Regions from separate parts of the Mus musculus genome. Here region 2 is linked to region 1. Evidence: chromatin loops called from intact Hi-C (ENCODE). Cell type or tissue: heart. All regions are shown on one strand.

Region 1 (2,500 bases):
GGGCTCCCTCATCCAAAAGAGCTGTGGTTTCAGAGTTTATTAATCCCTACAAGGAAGGGTTTTCATTCTCAATTTGGTCTTCTAAAGGGAACTAATTAGGACTCTTTCTAGGATATGAAGGGGGGAGTCTGATGCTTTGAAGTCAGATTGAGGTAATATTACTGAGAAGAAAAATCATCATCTTCCTTTAAAATATTAAAGGTAAGCAAGCGATGGCTCATTTCTGTGGTCACAGCATCCTGGAGGCTGAGGTGGGAGACTTGTCAGTCCAAGGTATGTGGTAAGACCCTATCTCAGCAAAGGCTCTCACAGACAAAACAAAAGAGAACTGAAACAAGTCAACTTGCACATAAGCCTTTGTGGAAAATGTCTTTGCATATTTTGGGGGGCTAGACATAAAGGGACACTAACTGTTCTGAGAGAAAGAGTGATCCGAGGGACTCAGGCTCCATGTTGAGGGCATCTATAACCACAGAGAGTGGAGTAGTTCCTAGAAGCCAAAAGGATCAGAGAGTCAAGCAATGCCAACTACAAAGCTCACTATGGACCAAGGATGTGACCCCTTCCCTAGATTTCCCATGTCTTGTACAAATCTGGGGAGGGGAAGACAGTCTTGAGACTTCATTAGGTTTCTATATAAACTGGTCACCCAGGAGTCTTAGGTTTAATTTTCTTAAGAAAAACAAGGAAATGGTTCACATATTTGAATGTTTAAGAATATAGCTGTACTTTACACACATACTAGATAGTTTATAATGACAGTAAGTTAATGCCTTCCCCATTTTCCCTTGTGCCTGTCTTACAGCCATAAGACAGCTCTACCTTACCTACTGCAAATACAAGTACAACTCTAACTGTAACTGAAAGAACACAGGTTGCTAACTGGATCCCTGACACTGTCCCACACATTCCCCCAAAGGGGTAGGTGTTCTCTTTGGTTACTTCTCCATAACAGACACTGTACAGACACTGCTGAGAATAAGTGGAGCTCAGGGCTCATTTGCTCTGAGGTGAGCCTACCCGTTGTTCCAGGAGGTCCTTCTAGTCCCTGGTGGCCCACATCTGTTCTTCCTCTTGGGTTTTGTTTTTAATTTCCTTACTCTCTCATTAGTTAATAACCATGGCTCTGTCTTCACCATGAACTTATGGTTTATGAACTTACCTCACTTCTTTTAAACCACACTCATCTGTTTATTATTTCTGATCTCTGTTAAGTTATTCTCAACTTCCTGACTTCATCTGTCCTAAGAAATATTCTACTAGGCCCTTCTGCCACTGACGATTCAGTGGATGCCAAAGATGGCGAGCCACGTTTATATGAAAGGGAAAGAGACACCTAGTCTGGAAAGTGAGGTAGAAAATTATCAGGCTCCACTCTTGCCTGACCCAGGGAAACCAGTGCTTGGTAGTAGATGCTAGAAGCTATCTATCAATGGGTGCTGACAACAGCTCTTTATATTTATGTTAACAGTGTCGGGGATTGTTTAGAATATTTTCACTTGCTGGCCACTGGGTGTCCTCATTTACAAAGTAAATATGCAACATTTAGTGCAGGTCACCAGGGAGAATAAAAGCCACTAGTCTTCTCTTTGGCTTTTCACATACTGGGTCTAAATTTATTGCTAAACTCACAACCAGGTTGTATATTAGTAATGTTTAAAAGTTTTCAGGTCAAACTGTTAAAAGTTTTTAAACCAAAAACAAGTTATTCAGTGTCCAGACAGGAATTTAAAAGGCTGTTTCTTCACAGAAGGGACTGTGATGCAGCCATTAGAATGAGCCCTTATTCCTCTGAAAACTGGCATGAGACTGTGACTATCTGCAGAGATCCAGCATAGAGAAGCAGAGAAGATCTTAATTTATTCTCAAAAAGAGAGAGAGAAAATACCAAATATCTCTATGGGATATTTGTTAGATTCTTCTTCTTTTTTTTATCTTGACTTTTCTGAAAAGTAATTAAAAATAATAATGAGAAAGATAAAATATGTCCTTTGTCTGAGAAGCCCAAAATAATGTAAAAAATAGCACAACGTGCTGGGTCAGCATCATGACTATTAATCATTTCACATTTGAAGCCAGAGAACAGAGTCGGGCCTTTGTGGACCAGTTATTTCATCTATAAATGAAGATGTTTATGCTCCATGGGGTTGTCTTGGGAGAAGCCAAGCAGAGTCCTAAGGCACACTGGGCTCCTGGGATGAGAGACTGCATATGAGAGGGGCTGAGGACATTAATAACATTCTGTGGTTGCATCACAGCTGTGGATGACTTCGCTCTGATGGCAGATACGAATCAAGGCCAAAGCTTGTACAGCCAACAAATATTTCCTGGCTTGGTCATTCTAGGGCTCTGAGGTCGACATGCTCTTGCAACCACTTTCTATGCGTGCTGATCTGATTTTCTGCTTTTCCACAACTCTCCCTGTCTCCTCACTTTGCTTATAGTAATGAAGGAATTCTTTCCTTTTCACGCCAGAAAATATTTCTGCCCTACAATCCTG
Region 2 (2,500 bases), 420 kb after region 1:
ATGGGATACATTTTGCCAAAATGCCAATTCTTGTACAGTAATTTTAAAGCACAAATACACAAAGAGAATGGTTATTTCCTAAAACTAAAGTAAAATAAGTATGCTAAACAGTTTGGTTATTTTCAAGAAATCAGATCATATACCTAAAAGTCTTTTTAAAAGAGTTATTGATCTGATTTCTGTTGGATAATTCCAAGAATACCTTGTTTTCTTCCCAAATTAGATAAGAACATTCAACACAGACACTGAATTTAATGAATGCCAACAGCTTTCCCCATTACTTTTAAAATTTGATTATATAATACTTCTGTGAACACTAACAGATAAAACTATCAGAACACATGAATCAGAAGCAGAGTCTCACAGGAACAGTTTCTAGTAATTCTAGAATATTAATCTGACTGAAGGGTCAGTCACAAGTAAACAGTGTGGCACAGTGTTTCTAGAATAAAGAGATCTCATTACATAACCATGGATTTATCTCCTGTCTGGAAGCAACCCAGAAAGTAACTTATTCCCTTATACAAGAGTGGAGACAGAGTAAGAGAGGGACTAGTAAGACACACACTTTCACTCTAAGCATGAAGAATTGTCCAAAATCAGTGAGAATGAGCGTATGTGATCACATTACAGCCTCTTTAATAATGGGGCTATTGTAGCATATGGACACTAAAATGAGCACAAGGAGTCTCTGTTGTGCCCAATACTGCCATTATCCACTTGAACCATCTTGCCAAGTTGCTTAACATTTAGGTACACCAGGGCTTTGCTTCTGTTTGTCTGAAGTGGAAAGATCTAGATCTCTAAGTTCCCTTCCAACGGTGGCACTTTATGTCAACTTGTTTATAAATTCAAGTAATAATTAACCTTGTATCAATTGTTATATAACAGTTACTAATCTAAGTGAATGACATATTCACAGCTCAAACTAACACAGTTAAGACAGTCTCTTTATATTCATCTTTCTAAAATACAAGAGTACATATATAATTATATTTACTCATTCTTTACATTTTAGAAGTATTTATTTTTCAATGCTCATCAATTATTTATAAAATTCAATTTAATCATTAAATAAATGTATATGGTATACTCTGGTCAAATCTAGAGTTTTGTTATCTACTCCTCACATGGTCGTCATCCCCCCAAATCACCTTAATAACCTTGGCCATATTCCTCATATTGGAAATACAAAAATGCTCCTGGCTGTATTATAGCAGATCTCAGAGTACAAATGATTTACAGACTTCTATTGCTTATGTTCCCTTAACTAGTTCTGAAAACCATTTTAACAGACAATAAAGTTAGTTGGCCATTGACTGGTCTTTTATGAGTGAAAACAAAGCCATGAGAACGATGGACCCCAGGTCCTAGCCCTTTCACTCGGAGACACTTTCCAAGCTTGCCGCCTTCGCTGGGATCTGCTGATCACTAAGGCCAGACAGTAGGAAGCCAGGGTGCACACACTGGAAAATTAAAGGTCATTAGAAAGGGATGGTGAAGGTCAAGAGGAAGTCCCTAGGCCTATCACAAAAGTCTCACTAGAGGGTGCTCTTGGGCTTTTATGAGTTCTCCAGTCTTCAAAAATAAAATCAAGTATTGCTTGGAGAACATAGTCTGCTTCAGCATAAATTGGACTCCATTATGGAATCCAGATCTTCTACTTCAATACAGATATAAAGATGTAAAAAAAACCCAAACCTTTCACTTGTAGTCATCTTGTTCTATGGGTTGTATACATAAGATTTCAGAAGATCTTTGGGGTCTCCAGGTCGACATTCCAGTAACACTGAACATATACTCAAAATCCCTTTTTACTTTCTTTTTCTTTTTTTTCATTTACTTATTTATTCATTTTACATACCGATGACATTTTTAACAGCTGTTTTTTTTAAAAATGATATTAGTAGTCTGTGTGTGCGGATGCTGTGTCCAACACCAACAAAAAAAGGTGGCTGGAGAGACAGCTGTGGGTGCTGGGAACCAAACCCTTATATTTTTGGTTGTGAGCCTAGCCTTTAAAGGCTGAGCCATCTCTCCAGCCCATCAATATTTCTTGACTCTTCTTTACATATAAAATAATTTTATGGTTTTTATATATCACAATAAATTTTAAAATCTACTGCTTGTGCTAGAATTTGTCTATAGATATGGTCTTGCATTTTTGAATTTTAATATTTATATTATCATTCTAATGATTCCTTCTTTCAATAGAGCATATAATTTCCCAACCTGTATTGAGAAAATAGAAATGGTTTATTACTATGTTGCATATTTTTAACATTTATTATATTTATTATATTAGGAAGGACAAAATGGTTTTATCTTTACACATTAAAAAGTAGAAATGGCATGTACAAGATCATGATTTCTCTAAAGACCTAAACTGACTAGATGAGTACTTTATCATTGTGAAATAAGGATTCTCTGCTCTGCTTCCAGTCATTCTGGTACCTGCAAAACTTGTCACACACACTGTCAGATATGGTAGCTTTAGCAT

Evidence for each region. Hi-C counts contacts between places; a loop is a spot of excess contacts. Peaks named below come from ENCODE experiments on the same cell type or tissue, not always from the same donor. Only the 100,000 strongest peaks of a DNase experiment are listed, where the experiment ranks them.
Region 2: a loop joins it to region 1, with 2.1 times the contacts of the local background. A loop is called at or near these places in 2 of 42 quality-filtered maps.

What each region holds. Positions count from the first base shown.
Region 1 is chr16:43,592,027-43,594,526 of GRCm38, reverse strand. The region is part of intron 9 of Zbtb20 (zinc finger and BTB domain containing 20); the gene reads right to left. Among named protein-coding and RNA genes, the nearest start is that of Mir568, 47 kb to the left of the region's middle. In heart, a CTCF peak has its summit at 1,505; a DNase peak (open chromatin) is centred at 2,236; H3K27ac peaks cover 283 bases.
Region 2 is chr16:43,167,704-43,170,203 of GRCm38, reverse strand. The region is part of intron 2 of Zbtb20 (zinc finger and BTB domain containing 20); the gene reads right to left. Among named protein-coding and RNA genes, the nearest start is that of Gm25873, 43 kb to the right of the region's middle. In heart, a CTCF peak has its summit at 1,537; no DNase peak of the experiment used is centred here.